Regions from separate parts of the Homo sapiens genome. Here regions 1, 2 and 4 are each linked to region 3. Evidence: read pairs that join two places in POLR2A ChIA-PET (ENCODE). Cell type or tissue: CD4-positive, alpha-beta T cell. All regions are shown on one strand. Region 1 overlaps IKZF1 (IKAROS family zinc finger 1). Region 2 overlaps IKZF1 (IKAROS family zinc finger 1). Region 3 has its middle 38 kb from the start of IKZF1. Region 4 overlaps IKZF1 (IKAROS family zinc finger 1).

Region 1 (5,000 bases), 50 kb before region 3:
GGCATGTGTTTGGGTTTTAAACCAATCAGCCATTTTTCCTTCCAACAGTACAAAAATGTATTTAACTCTTCCCGTTTTTTTTTCCTGAAGTTTAACAGTAAAACTAATTTCATCTTGGAGGCTTTCTGTTCAGCTCAAAGTGAGATAATTTGTAACAGGTGAAGGAAACACTCAGGCAAATTCCATCATGGTCTTTTCTTTTGCAGAATAGCCCCTATTCCTCCCCCATGAGCATACCAAGCACTGTGACTTCCGGCCCCAGGGAAGCTTTTCTCATGAACTTCCCACACAGCTATCTCATAAGGTCTCACCTGAAACTTGGGACATGTCTTGACCCTCATCAGCATCCATGGTCCTCAGGTTATCTGAGAAAGAGAGGAAGGGATTTTAGTTTAAAGCAAAAATACTAATAAGATATGAGAAAGAGAGAGAGATAAAGAACCCCTATGCTATTTAACAACAAGGTTATCTAGCAAGAATAATGCATTTTCCTCCTCACATACTTGCTGGAGTATCAGACTGGCACAGACCTTGATCCTTTTAAAAACAGCATTACAAAGATTTATAAAAATATCATTACAAGCACAGGAGGACCAAATTTGTTATTTATTGTTAATTTCCTACTGCATAATAACCCAAAATGCAAACTGACTGCAACAAAATTAAGCAGAAAATTAAATGGCCCTGGGTCATTGTAGGCACAGAATTCATTCTCTTGGCTGATCCATAGTTATGTTCTTTCTAATTTACTGAGCATGCATCGATGAACCTTGAGTCAGCTTGGTGACACGCGTACAATCAGCAATCAAAAAACGAAGCAATTTGCTGAAGAATGTCTCATTTACCCAGGCAGGGCTGCATATCTGAGCAGCAACTGCACTACCTCCATCAATAATGAATACACCTCCAGCCTGGCAGATGGGCAATGCGGGCGCTCCTGTCTTTGTCCCTCAATCTTTCTGGGCCCTTGCCTCAGCCTTCACCAGCACTCTTACACGGGGAGAAGTGACGCTCACTACGGCAGCAAAACGAGCCCAGGAGACAGCCCGAGCCTTCCTGTTTTGCTGACAGATGGCTGGCTTCTCAGATCGGTTTAAATTAAAAAAAAAAAAGAAAAGAAAGAAACAACTGGGAAGATGCTGCCCTTCGATGACCATAGTGAATGTTCCACAGAGTGTACTACGAGCCACAAACACCAGGGAGAGAACCCCAGCATCAGTGGAGTAGAAACAAAAAGGTGTTCTGTGTTTTCGCACTTGGGTCCTGGCCTGCCGCTCGGCAGTCTCAGGTGCCCCAAAGTGGATGACAGCTGGCAGCTCCACAGATAAGAAAGCTATGGCCAGCAGAAGGTGACCTCAAGGAAATCTGCTCATTTATGCTCTGGTATATGACTTTCAGGAGAGCTCCTTCACTAACCAGAAAATGCAGTCTATTTGTTGACTCTAAACCAGGTTGTCCCCCTGTCCCCCTTTTTATTTTTGGCCACCTCTGTCTCTGGTTCAGATGTGTGGATCTGAGCTGTGGCCTGCTTTCAGCAGAGACCTGAAAAACTGATGGATGATTCAGGGATCTTACCCTCTCAATTAGGCTGAAAACTGTGAGGGTAGAAGTGTTATATATAATATATCTATCACTCCATATATCTTTAATACCTTTTATGGTACATATGGAATATGTATTTTCAATTTCAGGAATATCAGTATTAGTCATGATGAGGATATACATGATAGTCACTTTTTCTGGATGGGAGGGGCTTTTATCTATTTCTAAAAGTGACATGAATTTTCAAGGTAGGTGTGTGGCTTAGGAGTACAGCTAGTGGCCACTGTACAGAAAAAGTATTTCAGAAAACAGAGTAAGCATCCACCAGCACACGGAAGCCAGACACACTAGCCCAGATGCAAGCATGTGACCAGCACAAGCATTTCCAAAAAGCAATACGTCAAGAGTCTCAGGTACCTTTACTGTAAAAAAGGGGAAAAGCCACGATTCTTCTGAAACTGTCAAAACAATGATAAAGAAGCAAGATAGACTCAAATGAGAAAAATCTTTGTAACAGCCGTGCCACACTAATATAGGAAGTTAGAAGTTAGTTCTCTAGTTTTCTGAAGATGTGTATAGTATTTTAGCGCGGCCTATCACACACCGGGTCTTAAATACCTCTGTATTGATTGGTGAAGCATACAGAAGTTAAATCTTGTCACAGCAACTATAACAACACGAAATTTTTAGAATGCTGACTTAAAACTTTTTGCTACATAAATGATACAATCTTTTACAACTTTTTTTAAAGGCAAGAAAATGCTCATAATTTCTACCACTTAGGACTACTATTTTTTCTGTATATTTATTTCTGTACTTTTTACAAAAAGAGGACACTAAACAGATTACAAATATGTTGTTTTAAAATATTTTTTAATTTAATACCACACATATCTTTTTATTTAACAAATACACACCACCATCATCATTTTACTGGCTACACACTAGTCAACTAATTTATATAACAAATGCCCTACTGTTGCATACTCAAGTTATTTTCAATTCTTAAAAAAAGATGTTTCCTAAGGCAAAGTCAAGGCTCTTCCAACCAACACCACTGGCAAACGCCCTTCCAGTGGAATGCGGGCTGAGCCTCTGAGTTTGCTGCATGGAGACAGAGGTGATCAATGCTAAGTCCTCTGGACACACTCGTCCTTTCAGGCGGTGAGATGTGAGAACAGTTTCAAGCCGGAATCCTGACAAACTGCCCTCGGCTGGTCCCCAAATCAAGCTCTGCTCTGTGGGAACCTTCTTACTTTTGCAGTCATTTGCAAACAGTCCCCGCACCAGTCTCCTGGAGGGAGCTAGGGGTGGGCAGCAGATCACACCACAGCGAGCACCTTCCTGGAGCGCGTCTATTGTCAGCAGCCAAGTCTGCAAGAGCCAGAGAGCTCTGCATTTTCGCACGTGGGCCTGCTGGACATTTCCACTCCATGCCCTATCACCACTCCTGCCCCAGCATGGAGACCTGTGTTTTGCAATCCATCTCACTTCCAAGTGCATACACAATTTCAACCACATTGTTTCTGACAGCAGGGGGCTTCATGGGCTTATGAGTGCAGTTGCTTGGGGGCTGGTGCTTAGGGGATCTCTTTGCTTGGGGTGATGTTCACCAAAATTTTTAATAATTTCTGAACAAGAGGCCTCAAGTTTTCGGTCTGCACTGAGCCCTGTGAATTCTGTGGCCTGACTCGTCTGACATCATAAAGGATGACTTGACGGGCACCTGAAAACTTCCCCAAACTCCAAACTTGCATCTCTTGAGATGAAAAAGCAGTGACTTTCTCGTAAAAGTGGCTTTGCTTCCAGAGAAAGGCTAAAAGAATAATCAAACAATGAGAAACTGTTTGAGGGAAAGGAAATGTGGCCTCTTCCAAGACAGCTTACAAAGGGGAGCCTGAAGTGTCTAGAAGGGCACTTAAGTCCTGTCACACTCCTTTGTTAGCACGTGCATCACTTCGGCTGTGTATTTTACAAAGCACTTACTGAGCCCCTCCTCTCCCACATGGAAGAAATGCAGAGTGCCGGGTAAAATATGGAATTTAAGCTTGATATGGCCTCAATTTAAAAGGAGCTCACATTCAGTAAAAGGAGTTAATCACAAAGCAAGCTAATGGCATGTTTTCACAAACTTTCACCTAAATGAAAAATCAAGATCAGTAGGTCTGTAAAGGGAGATGCCAGAAGGAATAATTATTTCACAGAAACGTACCGCAGTTTTCTACTTTGCCTGGGAAACCCAAACAATTTCAGGCAAGACCTAAAAGAAGCGATAGTAAAAAATACAACAATATCAGCAAACTACCTTTTACCTGTGCAATTCTTATGAACATGAATGCTTTTATTGTTTTTTTGGAGCATGCAGTTCTGAATCTTGCACAAGGGGAAATAGATGCAGAGATAAGTGCAGGGCCAACGTGACAGAAGCTGTCCATGGCTGTGCCTCTAGGAGCGGGGAGTGGAGTCTGCAGTCACAAGCCACCAGGCACCCTCCACTCCAACTCTGGACTGCTCACTGACTTGGGAGGTCTAAATCTCTGTCTGTCTTTCCTCTGCCTTCTGCATCTCTCCCTCCTCCCACACCTACCTCCCATCTCTTTCTCTGTCTCTCCCTCCCTCCCTCCGTCTCCCTTTGTCTGAGACTGTCTCTCTCTCAGTCTCTCTCTGTCCTTCTCCTTTCTCTCCCTCTTTCTGACCAAACAGTGTCAAGTAGGACTTACTTTCCTAGTCTCAGTTGGAAACTATTAGCATATCCATAACTTTACAAAGGAGGAGCAGAAGCCGGACTAGGAGCCGGGCAAGCCGGGCAAGCCGACAGCACAGGGGCCTCTTCCAGGCCGTGTGGGCCCTGCTGATTTACAGCCTCCGCTGACCCTGAAAGGCATCCCTGGGGGACCTTGGGCCTGTCCTGAAACAGCTTCCTGGACCCTGCCTTTCCTCCTTCCACACCGAGGCGGGACTGGGACCTGGCTGTCCCCTGGGGAGAAACATCCAACAGCCCTGGGCAGTTGCTGCTTCCAGGTGAGGAGCCTTGGCAAGACTGGCTGGGAAGTGAACTCATTCTGACTTCAGCATCCCAAAGGAGAGTGTGGCCAGAGCTCCACCGAACCTGCTGGGGCTCCTGTGGAGGCGGGTCTCAGGCCTCTGAGCTGCCTCCAGCTCCCCTCTCTTTTCTGACAGTGAATACCTCTCTTCACAGTGCTTGCCCTGACACAAGGAGTCTCTTCCATAATTCTGACAAGCTGAGTCTAGACAAATGAAGTAAAAATGAAAATGCAGATAGATGCCTGTCAAGAATCACAACTTTACTACTTTTCTAGCAGCCCAAATTTATAGCTGTTAAAAAGCCACTAAGTACACAGCGTGCCAAATTAACTGTACAAAGTACTGAGGGTCACTCAAAATTAGCCTGTCTGTTGGTAGCACACAGTAATTCTACAAGCTTTAAGAACAATTGT
Region 2 (5,000 bases), 81 kb before region 3:
TTCCCATGTCTGCTGAGACATCTCTACTGATGTGGGGGTGATTTCATGTGTTTCTCAGAGCTTCTTACATCTAAGTTTGGAATTTTCAAACCTACGGCTTTCTGAATGAATTTATAAAGTGAGTAAGACACTGTCTTGTTTCCAAAGTCTTGACTGAAACTTTGCATGGAGGGTGCTCATAGGTTTCAGCCTTATTTTTCATAGACCCAATAACATGTTTTAAAACATAAGCATGAATGCCCTCAATGTGACAGGGTTTTCACTAGGATGGTACTTCCTATAAGATTTATTGATAAAATGCAATAGAATAAATGGTTCCAGCTAGCTATCATTTTGGGGTAAGTTACCCCAATAACTCCCCACCCATTCCCCATCACCCCCATGCCCACTCAGCTTATAGACTGGGTGGCTGTTACTGCCTGCAGGATAGACTTCTGGAAGACCTCCCTGCTGCCAGCCCTCCCCACAGGGTCTGTCCCCTTGGCCCACGATAAACCAAAGCCGGCGGTGAGGCTTCCATGGCTAAACCTGCTCTTCCTTGGTCCACGTTTTGTTCCCACTCCCTGTTCCTTTTCCCCATCCATCTCTTCTAAAATCCTACCCATTCTTATAGGTACATAATACACGTCCTATCTTCTAAAAATTCCATGCGCTTCTCATCAAAACTGTTTTCTCTCCTTGCTTATTTTATAAAGACTCAGGCCATTTCTTATTCACCTTCCTTACTCCTCATTACACACTCAACAAACACTTCGCAAGAAAAACTAGACTGGATAGTAGCTATATAGTCAGATTTCCCTAACAGTTTACTAGTGCTATTTAGAACACAACACCAACATGTCTCAGTATGTTATTCAGCTAATAGTTGATCTTTTGGTGGCAACAAAGGCCATGAACACACAGGCCTACACTAGACAGTGGTAATGACTAAGAGTTAAAGAGCAAAAGATTTATAATCAGAAGATGTGGGTTCATACCAGTTGTGCGATGGGAAGATCAGTTCATTAACCTCCGTTCGTGTTATAAACTGGCTGACCCCATGACCAAGCAGGAGGCTGGCGATGCTAAGTAGCACCTGCCACCTCTAGGCCATGCTGGAGACTGGACCTGTGCCAGGGACCTTCCTCATCTGTGAAGCATAGAAAGGGCCATGCCTGCCCATGACAAGGACCAAATAACATAAACTGCCCCACGGCCAGTGGGGCCTATCTCCTTTGTTGAAGGACAACTCTCCTTAGCATCTGTAGTGCATGGTTCTGGTGCATTTTATTCAATGAGTGGGTACATCACTGTGCAAAATAACAAATCGCTTGTTGAGATTGCTCTGCCATGACCATCTCAAGTGCTGCCTTGTTTGTTTATTTTTTACTATGTCCATCTTCAGAAGAGTTGCTGACTTAACAATATCTGGCATGGTGGTTCACTTTGCTCATTCTCGAAACAAAATGGTGGCCTGTCTCATTGTTCAAGTGGGCAGGGCCTCTGCTGCGGCTGTGGATGATGTCCAGGGTCTGAAAACCACTATGTTCTTGCTCTAATCTTGGTCCCATAGCAATAAGGAAGCAGCATCTTAAGGAGGTGTTTTACCTCAAAGAATGTCCCAAAAATAACTGTTTCTCATTGAACATAGCTCACACTCATTTTCCTTTTAGAAGTGAGAATTCTGCTAATAGCCAACGTGTGGGGCATCTTACAAAATCAATAATCAACAAACGCCCCTCTCCTTCTCCTTCTTCCTCAGCTAGGACTAACATGGATTCTGGAAGAGCCAGATATGTCATGTCCGGAGGCAACAATTTAAGACTTCAAAGAATTTATTTTTCTGACAAACTTAAAAAATGAATTTCTTTCACTATCTAACAATTATGCAGTATGGCTGACTGATGGGATATCAAAGGAGATTTCTCTCAAAAAAGGAATTCTCTTGGAAATGTCCCTGGCATATCAGCGGGAAAACCTGTGATTTTCTTTATTCTTTTGAAATAAAGGGCATACTTCACACTTTGGTTACACTAAAATGTCCCTTGGTCCCCTGCATGGCCCCCTGCTCTGTGGTCCCCTCTGTGTACCTTGCAAAGTGGGCCTCCCTGGTATGAGTCGGGGAAATGGGATGGGTGTCCATCTGCAGCACAGCTTGGTTCAATGCAAACACGAGGGTTGCACAGAGCGTCACAAAGAGCCGTCCGCATACCTATTCTCACGAAGCACACTTTCTCCCTGGTTTCCCTTTCACTTAAGCTTTCTAAGAAATCTTTCCGTATCGATGGTAATCCTCCTGCCCTTGAGTGACTTGTGGAATCATGTGACACGCGTCAAACATGTAAACTGAGCTCCAGGAATTCTGGATTTCAGGAGAGGACTGATTTCTTTCAAAGTGATATTTCCACTCACGAAAATAAAAACGAAATTCAATTAAAAATTGGACAGACAAAGCTACTTATAAGACTAGTGTCAATGGATAAAGTAAAGTAGAAGTCAAGGAGGGCTCCTGGGGAGACAATGGCATGTTTTCCTGCTTGTGCTCAGGTGCATTGTGGGATTTTTGCCCACTTTAGGCAACTCGCAAAAACTTGGTTTCCAATGGTTTAAAGAGTATGACTTTGACTTTAAGCTTGGTTCAAAGTCATGATGAACCACCGTAAACTGTTTCTCCTTCTGCGAGTGCTTGTGCAGACAGGGAGGACAGGGATCTCAGAGGCTCTAGGATCTGATCCTTATCAGAGATCAGACCAGGAGGCAGCCCTTGCAGCTCAGGTATGCTAACTTTATCTTTTTCCATTATTATTTTAACAGATTAGTAGGCTGTTTCCAAAAAAGGCTCTGTTTTTAACTAGGCATCTCATGGAGCTGTGGAAATAGCATCTCAAGGACAGGAATGCTGTCTTATTTATCACTGTCCCTGTAACTAGCACATACAGTATTTCCAAAAGATCTTAACAGGCTGAAATGAAATACACTGAACCAAATGAGATAACGATAATTGCCAGATCCTACCCTTCCCTCCAAATATCAAAGGCACAAATACAAGATGCAGGAGATAATGTCTTCAGGGCTGTTCCTGAGAAACTGACTCATGAGTTCTCAGTTGACAGTTAACATGGGTCGTGGCTGCAAAGATCGAACACAATTTTATATGTGCACATGTGCCCCATTAGGAGGAGCAAGGAAGGTGTTATTCCTGCTCAGCTCTCTGCCCCTCAGAAATGGAATAGTAAATAAAGTTGGGAAGCATGGAAAATGAGTTTAATATGCCATGCTTTCTCAGACTAACGGCAGTGAGTCATGTGAAATTACACAGTTAGCTTTGGCAAACTGTTTCCCATTATGCCCTGAGGGGGAAGGTACACTTACACACAGAAGAGCTCCTTTCGAGGCAGGGGATGGGATTTCTTTTTCATTCTGCATTCCCTGGAAAGACCAGGAAGGCCCTTTGGGTGCAATGTTCTAGGAAGGACTTGGGCACATTGAAGAATGCCAGGGAAGAGTGAGACCAGCAAGAAAAAGCAAGGCAAAGGCATCATGGTGTTTATTTCATCATATGCTGAGGAAACCAACACACTTTAGCCAGGAGAACGGGCTATTTAGAGGGCTTTGTAGAGCTGTTGTCAATGATTTGAAGGGCTGAACTGCTTGAGAGAAGAGAAAGTAGTTACACTGCAGACATCTGCAGGGCTGGCTTTAGAGACAAGCAGATTTAGTTCAGGGCTTTTGTAACAATCAGTGCTTCCGTAAGTGGGCTGCCTCCTGAGGGTTCTCAATAGGCGAGGTGATCACCTGTTAAGGATGCTTAGGAAGAACTTATGCACTGGGGCCTGATGATCTCTCGACAGCCTTCCATCCAGTATGTTTTATGAGACTGGGGATCTCTGTGCACAGCAGCAACATAACATTGTTCAAACACACCGTGCACATGGCTAGCTCTGTGGGCAGCGGGGGTGGGATGAAGTTGTCTGCACTAGAATCTCTTCTAAATTTCCATCTGTTTCATGCACATGCAGACAGAAGCTATTGCTCCCCTTTCCACTAGGAGAACAGTCAGACTGCAGTCAGTGCATCCCACAAAAGCAGTGATGGATTTCAGTGCATCAAGCTAAATATTTTCATGAAGTATTTTAACTGAACCAGATGTTCAAACCAGGCAGAACTGCCACTGCACCCGGCCCTAAATTTTTTTGCATTTTTAGTAGAGATGAGGTTTCACCTTGTGGTCCAGGCTAGTCTCGAACTCCTGACCTCAAGTGATCCTCCTGCCTCGGCCTCCCAAAGTGCTGGGATTACAGGCGTGAGCCACAAACCAGGCAGAATTGCTTGTGGGATGAGGAGATAGATTATTCTGTATTTCATTTCTATCTTTTACCTTTTTTTTCTTTCTGCCAAGCTGCCTCCATCTTTTCTTACACCAGAAGGCAAATTCTTTGGCCCCATGAATCTCATTCTTCTGGTTCACCCCTCTGCCTAGCAGAGTGCCTGGGCCACAACAGACATTTAACATGCATCTGTCTCATTAGCTGATTCTCCAAAGACGGCTCAATTTCCACCTCCCGGGGATCCCATGTGTTCTGGAGTGCTGACACCACTCAAAACCTGAGCTCCAAACCTAGAGTGTGGTGCAAGGCTTCCCTTTAGGTCTCTGCAGTTTGTTTAGCTCCACAACGGAACTAGGTCTTATGTACCTCTGATTTGCCATGATCTCTAGTCCAATATCTTGTAACTGATTCAGTTTGTGCTTTGGAGACAATATGATTCTGAGTAATATGTTAATAAGCCTGCAGATTTCTTTATAGTTTTTAAGACTAAATAGGATAAAACAAATCCATAGTATATACCCATGAATATTTTAGTAAGGTGGTAATTCACTGTGGGATGTACTAATAATTTCTGAGATCCCTGGATGCCGTCAATTCAGATTATTTATACCCTATGGGCTGGGAGAAGACCAGAGGGTGTGACCTTCACAGACTCCAGACTTCTAAGAATATTTTAATTATATAGCAAAGCTT
Region 3 (5,000 bases):
CCTGAGTCTCCCTGCACCTGCTATGTGTGTTTGCACAGCTCTAAACCACACTTGCCCCATGGAACAGCCCTCCTAACTGTCTTTCCAGTAGGTGGGAATTTCACTTCCTTATTTCCAGGCATAAATTATTGCAGATGCAAAATTGCGACCTTGTTTTAGACACAAGTGTTAAAAATATAGCTCTTAGATATTCAACAATACTTTTTATCCTCTCCTTTGAGCAGGAGGTGGCCTGAACTCAACTTGTTGGCCAATGAGGCCCTTGGCTTAGCAGAGCATGAATTTTGAGAGAGAGGTGGAAGGAGGTCAGTCTCTGGAGCACGTCATGAAGGTGGCATTTTGCTGCTGTTCCTCCTTTCATCCTATTCCTTAAGAATAACTACAATCTAAGATACTAGGCCCTATGGGGCACTGGAAGGGCCAATTGCCCACCATCCATCTTGCAAGGTAGTGGACACATAGGGTTACCTGGCACACCTCTGCCAGACAGGGCTGCTACATAATTTGTAGGGCCCAGTGCAAACTGAAATTAGGGGGTCCCTTGCTCAAATGGCAGGAAAAACATTTCTTCCTTCTTTCTGGGTCTCTCTCTTGTCATGGTGTTTTTTACTTGCTATTTAATGTCACATCCCTTGGACACAGGAATACTCATGGGGAGATTGCAGACACTCACAGGTACCCAGGGCCCTGTTCACAACTGTGTAGGCCCAACCATTCCCATGCACAGGCTCAGGTCCCCTCCCAGCAGATGGCAGTGGTTGCTGGGGGTTGCTTGGGCAGGTAGCTGAGAACCCATCCCTGGGAGGGGGAGGCACCTGGAAGGGAGCCCCACATGAGCAGAGTCTCCGAGTCCCCAATGCATGCTCCATTGCTTCGTCAGACTTTACGGACAAAACACAAATTCAAGGTAAATTTATTCACAGTTTCAAGACTGCAACCACAGAGCATTAACTGTAAAACCCTGAGAGACTGCACTGCTCGCAGGCCCATGAAGCTGCTCCTGTCACCAGGCTTAGTGGGTGGCTAGGGAAAAGAAAACAACCAAAAACACAGTGACTTGGATTTATCAACATTTGTAGGTTCATATGTTTGGTCTTTATGAGTTATGTGATCTTGAAAAAGTGGTGTAACCTCTCTGAACCTCAGTTTCCTCATCTGTGCATTGTGGCTAATCACTGCCCATGTAACAGGGCATTGTGAGGATGGAGAAGTCACAGAGTGCAGAGGCCTCATAAACTGGAGGGCACTGCCTTGGGAGGGGTTCCTACCCTGGGCAATTGATTGATTGGCTCTGGAGTTGCAGCTGCAAAGGCATGCTGGCCTCTCCAGTCTTGCAGTCAGGAAGGCTGAATGTGGTCAGCTGAGGTGCTCACTGCAGCCTCAGGCAGGCCTAAAGGTGTCAGCTGCAGAGTCTACTGCTGGCCTTGGCTGGCTACCTCTGATCTAGCATATTCCTTCTTTAACTGTTCTGCAACCAGGTAGGCCTCAGCTAGGCAAACCAGAGTCTTCTTGACTTCAAGCTGAGGAGCATCTTCTGAGTGCCTCCTGCAGCCAGACTCTTTGCTGAGCTCCAGGGATGGGGGATAGACATTGCTCTGTCCCCCAGGGGCTCAGACCACAAGCTACAGCAGTGAAATGCAGGGGCCTCGGGAGCCAGAGGAAAGTCCTGAAGAAGCTCGAGGGGAAAGTGTGCATTTCAGGCCCTGGGCTGAGTCTAAAATAAGGGAGTAGGCAGGTGAGAGAGGGAAGAGGGGCTCTGGATGGAAAGAGAGACTGCAGGGGCACAGGAGTAGGGGAGAAGCAACTCTCAATCGTGGTTCCAACTAGGTGGGCTTTTCTTCCTCATTCCATAGTGAAGCATCCTGGGTTCTGATATGACAGGTGGCAGCTAAAAACATCTTGGTTTTGCTTAGAGCTCGTTGTTGTGTGGTGGGAAGGTGTTCATAACAAGAAACAGCCTCCTCCTTTCTACACACCAGCTGAGCTAGAACTCTATCATGCAGCAGTGGGGCATTGCTACCAGAATGGCTGCTCTTGAGGGAAGGGGAAGACTGAAGATCAAACCATGCATGGTTCACAGTAATTGGTGCTCCTTCCCAGTTCCAGTTGAGCAATGTAAAAGAAGGTGACTAACAAGACATTAAACTGTGTGCATGTTTCAAAGCACACCCAGGACAGAGGCTCTCGGAACCCACAGGAGCCTGTGGTTTCTGAAATATGGGTGGGTGGCTTCCTGCAGCTGCAAGGCATGCTGGGGAGGGGAGATGAGATAGGCCGCGGCCCCGCCTCACCCCCTCTTCCCGAGTGGTTTGGCGCGGGTGTGCCCAGCCTGCTGCTCCTGGCCAGGCAGTTAGAGTGGAGGGAAACCTCCCGTTACCAGGAAAGCAAATAATGGGCAGATCAAATAAATCCATGTGGCTAAAATGCAAAAACAGATAGAAATCTATCTCAGGCCAGTGCCTGTGGGAGCAATGGGAAGAGATTCATTTTATTTTGCATATGTAGACAGTGATTTTAATGTTATGTAAATGCAGCCAGCGATTCCTAATTGCTCCTGAAATGCACGTGTCAGGGGCTCTGTTGCAGCACAGGTTGCTAATGATAGAAATAAGCTGTGTTTTTTACAAGGAAGGCTCGCGATTACCAGCTTTTGATTTTTCTTTTTTTTTTAAATTACAAATTTTAATTAGGACAAGCCAAGGCAATGAAGGTGGAGGGGCAGGACTGCAGAAGTGCCTGGGGTAGAGACAGCTCAGAAGAGTCACCTGGGCATGGAGAAGGGGTGCCACAGGTGGCCTTGCGGCTCTGGGTCAGCCTGAGAACAGACACTCCTGATTTCAAAGTGTAAAGTGTCATTCACCCCCTCTGAAGCACTTATCCAAGCTGACATACTGGGAAGTCAGGGTGGGAGGCAATAGTCTCTGGTTTCTCCAGGAAGATGAGCTGTGATGATCTTTCCCGGCAAAAAGCCGAGACTCTCAAGAGCAAAGTAGCATTGCACAGGGGCAAAGAATGACAGGAAAGTCACAAGTGTTGGGTGATGCAGACCACACACTTGGGGCAGGAAGAAGAGTTGGTGGAGCCCACCAGAAGGGAGGAGGTGAAGACCAGTAAAGGCAGTACAGCCCTGCCCCCTACCCCTCCTGCCCTGTGCTCCAGCACAAGCCCAGCTCTGTGACCCTCTTAACATAACACCCTCTCTGAACAGAGCAAGAGCCTCTCCCTCAGGCTGCAGGTACAGTGCCTGTCTGCTAGGCGAGACCCACCACCTTCAGAGATGCCACTTACCCAGGACACCCTAGGCTGTAGTGATGGCCTTTTCATCAAGATTATCCAATCTTTATCCCAGGACTAAGCCAGACCTCCAGAAATGTACATACCTGGACCCAATTCTCTGCCTCTCAAGACGACGCCACAAAGCTTTTCAGACTTAGATTTTCCACTAAGGATTGTTGAAAGAAACAGCCACATGGAATAATTGTTATTGTGGCCATTTTTTTAAAAAAACCAGGGATGTTATTGATAATTTTGCATCCTATGCATATATACCTTTCTAAAGCACGGGGCCAAGGAATGTGATTTTTCCTGAAAAGCAGCAAGATCCACTGTGACCAGACTGTGAATTGTGCAAACTGGAGTTTTCCTATTTTGTCCTGACTTAGACAAGCCAAGGAAGCTCAGAGTCAAGGCCTCAATCAGTTTCTAAGCTTCTGTGTATGTTATCTTCCATCCCTCAACTCTCAACAGAGGTTTTTCTTTATACCCTCCACCATCTTCACTCCTTTATATTTCATGCTCCCTGATTTCATTCTTAATGTGGCTGGTTTTTTTTTTTTTAACTCTGAGCCAACTTTAAAACAATTTCAAAATTGGGAGAGCTATTCATAACCAAATTTAAAACTAGTGAAATGTGTTTTGATAGAAAAATGCCTGGAGTCCTGCCCCTTTGGCATTTTTGCACACTCCACATTCACACGTTGTAGGTAGAGGTAGGTGTGACCACCTTTCCCAAGGCACACAACATTCTCAGCTGAGCAAATGAGTTCTGTGATGTAGTCAGCAATTCCAGCTTCGGAAATTCCACAATGGTATGAAAGAAAATAGTTTTGCTCTTATAAGAAAGAGGTTTCAAGCCACAAATGAGTCATGGGCTACCTCTATCTCCTACTGCTCTTTTTCATAAAACCGAAAACTTCCCCTTCCCCCCAAGCCAAACCCTCACCTCTCCTTGTCACCTCTTAGTCCTAGAGAATCACAAGTCTGAAATCACCCTGAAGTTCTTCCTTACCCCCATGTTCAAAGACACACAGAACCTACAACAGAACCTATCTTCCTAGTGTGTCTTTCATTCATGTTTTTCTTCCCTCATTCAATATGAACCCTGCATCGTCAGACCTCTGTCCTCTCTGCAGACTTTCCCTGAGCCAGGCTCCCTCCCCACTCTGCTGCCTGGTCTTTCTGGTCCTGGGGCTTGTTCTGCCCTCCTGAGGCCTTCCCTGTCCACTCAACCTCGCACATCACCAGCCCCTCTATCTGACTCTTCACCCCACTATCCTGATGATTCTTCATGATGCTGTTCCTCTCTAACAATATTCATTTTTTTTCCTCTTAACTGTCTCTCTTCCCCACTAGAAAGTAGGTGCCATTAGAAAAAGCATTGCACCTGCCCTGTTCTTTTGCTGTATTTCTTGAGATACTTGAGAATACTTAAGGGACTGAATGAATGAATGAATAACTCACTTTACCCAAGTCTGTCAGCATCATTCCGCTGGGCGCTTGCAATAGCTCTCATTCTCTGCCTCTGAGTCCTCCCATTTTACTTTACCTTATATAAGAGCTTGACTAATTTTCCTGGAATACTTATTACCTTTTAACATCTTTGAAAAGTTTTCCATTCAAAGCACAGAACAAAGTCCAAGCTGCAGAGCATGCTTTTGACTATTGCTTTCATCTGGCTTCTATCTATGTTTCTAGCATTGCCTCCCTGGAAACTAACTCCA
Region 4 (5,000 bases), 70 kb before region 3:
CCAGGCCCAGCCCTGCCTTGCCAGCAAGAGAGGGCTTGGTAGGGCAGCTTCCTGGCATGGCCCACTCCCCCAGAGCAAGAGCTTTCATTTAGTCTAACGGGTTCTGTGGAAACTTTCCGGGGCAATGTTAAGGCTGTACTCTGTTTAAGCCTTTCTACTTTTGCATAAAAGGAGGGGAAGCTGTTTTTTCTGGGTTATATTTACACTTCCCAAATCAGAAAATGCCCTAACCAGATAGGGGGACAGGTGGCAACTGGCAACCACAGCTCAACCCCCCAGCCTTTTTTTCCCCATTTCTTTCTGAAACCCCATGTAGAAGGAAAGTTAACGAAATGTCAGTTGGTTGTTTTATACACAGAGCTAACTATTCTTTCAACACAGATGGAACAAGGCAGAAAATAAAACTGGGACCAAAAACCCGGCAACAGAAAATGTTATCTATCTACTCTGACAGCACTTTTAATCTAAGGATCTCTTTATTTTCTAGAAGTTGGTTCTATTTATTGAACGAATTAGGTTCAATGTGATCTTGAGTGTAAGGCATCAAAATAAAATGAAGATTAACATTGGTTTTTGTTTATAAAAATAAGCAACTTTCCATAGTTAATCTGCACCTTTGAAGACACATAGTCATCACTGCAAGCATGGTTGAAAATGCAAGGTTTGGCATTTTTCAACCTTTCTGGTCCAATTTCTCTATAGTTTTTTTTTAAAATTCACATGTCAGATTCTGGAACATTACTGGCTATATTAAAAAACCTTAACAAATCTGCCAAAGATTGCCCTTCTGAATTTTCAAAGCTCTTACGAGTGGGAAGTACTGAAGGAAGTGAGGACGAATGTGTCCGGGCTAACTGGTGGCTTTTCCAGCAGGGTCCTCACCTGAGAAATGTGGAGACATTTTGGGTATCACAATCACCATGGTACCACTTGTGATGTGGGTGGCTAAATATCCTGCAATGGGAGGGACAGTCTCACCCAAAGAAGTGCCCCCTACATCAAATATCATCGTGCCCACTGAGAAACAGTGACCTAAAATAAGATGATGAACATCAGATGCAGCCTCAAATTCTCTCCTCTCACTTTGAAAGTTCTCTCTACTGTCCTACATGCTCCATTTGCCCTCATCTTTGAGAAAGCAGTGCCACATTCCCATTCATTCATTCAATACCAATGTATCAGACAGCACCTACTCTAGGCTGGGGGATGCCCAGGTACTGGGGATCACGCAGGGAGCAAATCAGAGCTGAGTCCTTCATCTACGAGTGGTGACGTTGCTGCTATAAGGCAGGGCAAGGAGCAACAGTGCTGAGAACGCTATCTTAGGGCATGTGTCCAGGAAGACCTCTCTGTGTGGAGACCACTGCACAGAGCCCTGAGGGAAGGGAGAAGAGCGCCAAGAGGAAACCTAGGGGATAGTCCAGGCCCAGGCCCAGCTCATAGGTGACTCACGCCGGCCTACCCTGGGGCTGCTAGTTAGATTTTAATCCTTTCTATTCTGCTAGCTCCCACTTACTGGACTTCAATCACATTTAAACATTCTCCTAAAAAGACTACCCTGTAAATACCATCCCCTAGTCCTGTGACCCCCGACCCCAACCAGCTCCTTGTCTTCTTTCTTCCCTTGGTTCCTGATGCCTGACAGCCCACAGCTGCTGCCTCCTCTCCTGTGCCGCTCCCGGTCCCTCTCACATGGTTGGTTTTGCCCCAATCCTACCGAGCCGCTTGTGGGAAACCCACCGCCAACCCCCAGACACCTCTTTCTAGGGCATTATCCTGTCCCCAGCAACTCCTCTCGCCATGTTTCTTTCTAGAAATTTTACCCGAATCACACAACTCACTCTGTCTCCTTCTTTGCTCCTCTCTTAGACAATTAAAGGCATTTACTCCCCAGGGCCCCTGTGGTCCTGCTGTTTTGTTGGCTGTCCCTCCTGAGCTGATAGTGTCCCACAGATGGAACTTGCCCTATGACTTACATCCCTACCTTCCAGACTGTTCCGTGGCTAGACACCATCCCTTGGTCTCATGCGAACCCCTACTCTGGGTACAGTTCCCATTGCATTCAGCAGAATCACTGTGGCCCCAGTCACCGAAGTGGACAATGCAGCCAACGGATGGAACCGCCTCAAAGGGGCAAACACCACGGGGCTGCTGAGATGCCCTTCTCTGCCCTCTGAGACGCCCCTCCCTGCCTTTCTTCCCCTCCTGCACCAAAGGCCTCCTGGCCTCTCGCCACCGCCTGTCCCAAGGGCGAGCTATCTGACAGGCCCCCTGAAGGGCTATTCCCAGGTCAGCAGGTTTGAGGGTTCCCTTTCCAGCACCACACCCTTTATTCCTCAGCCTCAGAGCGAGTGCGGGCCTCCTGTGCCTCTGAGCCTGCAACCCGCCCCACTCCTGCCACCTCCACCCCTTCCTAAAGAAGGGGACAGCCGAGATGTGACCCATGGTCCCCACGCACGCCCCTTCACCAGCACATGCGTGCCTGTGGCAAAATGACTCATCCCCTCCCTCTGCACCCTCCCCCTGCACCCTCCCCCTGCCCCCGCCGGGGCCAGGCAGGGCTCCTCCTCCCCCAGTGCTTCCAGCTGTGGCAACCACATGGCGTTTGCCAACTGAGTCTTCTCCGGGGACCCAGCCTGGCCACGGGCTGCACCCTGTGTTTTATCACTGAGGAACTGTAAGCTTTTTGTAGGGGTCAGTGTGTCAATGCTTCTCCCTAAAGCCACCTGCTTAACAGGAATGTCAGACATGGAGCAGGCCAAAATGCAGATGATGATGATATCAGTGCAGCTGCTCTGGACAGCCCTCTATGCTGTGCCCTGCTGGGTCAGGCTTCACAGACATGACAGCCAGGATCGGGTGAGGGGGCGCCCTCACCTCACAATGAAGGAACAGCAGAGCCACCTGCCAGGGCCAACAGCTAGGAATCAATAGAGCCAGGCCTACCTACCCACATGGCCTGCTCCCAGGCACAGCAAACACCCCAGTGGCTCAGCTGCCACATGCATGTGCACACATACACCACAGACACACCACACATCCCATACACACATACACACCACACATCCCATAAACATATACACAGCACACATCCCATAAACATATACACACCACATACCACGCTTCCCATACACACATACACACCATACATCCCATACACACCACACATCCCATACACATATAACACACATACACACTACACATCCCATACACATACAACACACATACACACCACACACCACACATCCCATACACACATACACACTATGCACCACACACCACACATCCCATACACACATACACACCACACATACACACTACACATCCCATACACACATACACACCACACACACACCACACATCCCATACACACATACACACCACACATACACACCACACATCCCATACACACATACACACCACACACCACACATCCCACACACACATACACAACACACCTCCCATACACACATACACACCACATACCACACATCCCATACACATACACAACACATATACACACCACACATCTCACACACAACACATATACACACCACACATCTCACACACATACACACCATACATCCCATATACATATCCACACCACACACCACACATCCCATACACATCATATATCCCATACACATACACATCACACATACATACCACACATCCCATAAACATATACACACCACACACCATATATCCCATACACACCACACATCCCATGCACACATGCACACCACACACACTACACATACACACCACACATCCAATACACACATATACACCACACTCCACATATCCTGCACACATATACATATTACTTGCACACACACCACACATACACACCATATATCCTATACACATATATACACCATACACCACACATCCCATACACACACACACACCACACATTACACATCCCATACACACACATACCCCACACATACACACCACATATCCCAAACACACATATCCACCACACATCATGCATCCCACACACATATACACATCACATGAACACACCATACATACACACCGCATATCCCATGCACATATACACACTGCACACCACACATCCCATACACATATACAGACCACACACACACTACACATCTCACACACATATACACACTACATATGCACACCACACATCCCATACACATATACACAGCACACACATACACTACACATCCCATTCATATACACACACCACACACATACACACCCCATATACATATACACAGCATACACATATACACTACACATACACACACACACCACACACATACATGCACACACAAACATATGACACACACAACATACAACTACATGCATAAACATACCACATGTACATAGATACAAACACACACATGCCACACACATACATATACATACATCACACACCACATATACCCCCCACATATATACAGACACCTGCACACACACAACACATGTACCACATGCACATATACACAAACACACACACATCAATTTCAGTTTTCCAAGGAAAGTTATTAAACTTCTGCTGCCTGATCTCACCGGTCTATTCCAAAACCTAGTACAAGATGTTATCTGATATAGCACAAAAGTCACTTACTTTAATCTAAAATCAAAACTGTCATGAAGTTCTGTGGAAGACATCATGATCCCTAAACATTTTGAACTATTTGACAAATTAGCAGACATAAAAATCCTACCCAAAACGAATCTGGAAGACTGTAAATTAAAATTTACTTTGAAATGCGAAGCAATGAACCTGTTACATGATGGCCTCTCTTATCAAACATGGAAAAGCTTAGAGGTGGGCAGATCATTTTGTAATACTATATTTCATGTTTGGGAAATTTGAAAAAGGGGAGGCTTTCCAACCGGGATCATCTGGGTTTGGATATGTTCATGCTGACAATACCTGCTGTCTTCACGAGGCATTCCAAGATAGTGGTAGTAAATTGCAAGATGAATAACATAGAATTTTCAAAATTTGCTCCATGGAC

What was found. ChIA-PET counts read pairs that join two places held together with the same protein. Peaks named below come from ENCODE experiments on the same cell type or tissue, not always from the same donor. Only the 100,000 strongest peaks of a DNase experiment are listed, where the experiment ranks them.
Region 1: POLR2A ChIA-PET joins it to region 3 with 25 read pairs; 11 of 35 experiments call an interaction of 5 or more read pairs at or near these places.
Region 2: POLR2A ChIA-PET joins it to region 3 with 20 read pairs; 9 of 35 experiments call an interaction of 5 or more read pairs at or near these places.
Region 4: POLR2A ChIA-PET joins it to region 3 with 12 read pairs; 10 of 35 experiments call an interaction of 5 or more read pairs at or near these places.

The regions. Positions count from the first base shown.
Region 1 is chr7:50,314,413-50,319,412 of GRCh38, reverse strand. It overlaps IKZF1 (IKAROS family zinc finger 1), which reads right to left. Exons shown (of 8, transcript NM_006060.6): 2 at 312-365. The coding sequence starts at 351. Among named protein-coding and RNA genes, the nearest start is that of IKZF1, 12 kb to the right of the region's middle. RefSeq lists enhancers at 598-709, 958-1,007, 1,018-1,087, 2,358-2,858, 2,620-2,959 and 1 more. In CD4-positive, alpha-beta T cell, a CTCF peak has its summit at 1,882; DNase peaks (open chromatin) are centred at 1,012, 1,892, 3,162 and 3,982; H3K4me3 peaks cover 4,950 bases; H3K27ac peaks cover 5,000 bases.
Region 2 is chr7:50,345,058-50,350,057 of GRCh38, reverse strand. The region is part of intron 3 of IKZF1 (IKAROS family zinc finger 1); the gene reads right to left. Among named protein-coding and RNA genes, the nearest start is that of IKZF1, 43 kb to the right of the region's middle. In CD4-positive, alpha-beta T cell, no CTCF peak of the experiment used is centred here; a DNase peak (open chromatin) is centred at 2,197; H3K4me3 peaks cover 1,917 bases; H3K27ac peaks cover 4,787 bases.
Region 3 is chr7:50,264,254-50,269,253 of GRCh38, reverse strand. No RefSeq gene overlaps it. Among named protein-coding and RNA genes, the nearest start is that of IKZF1, 38 kb to the left of the region's middle. RefSeq lists an enhancer at 2,088-2,187. In CD4-positive, alpha-beta T cell, no CTCF peak of the experiment used is centred here; DNase peaks (open chromatin) are centred at 753, 2,173 and 4,143; H3K4me3 peaks cover 1,578 bases; H3K27ac peaks cover 4,900 bases.
Region 4 is chr7:50,333,798-50,338,797 of GRCh38, reverse strand. All of the region lies in intron 3 of IKZF1 (IKAROS family zinc finger 1), which reads right to left. Among named protein-coding and RNA genes, the nearest start is that of IKZF1, 32 kb to the right of the region's middle. In CD4-positive, alpha-beta T cell, no CTCF peak of the experiment used is centred here; DNase peaks (open chromatin) are centred at 1,247, 1,710, 2,497 and 2,877; H3K4me3 peaks cover 3,097 bases; H3K27ac peaks cover 5,000 bases.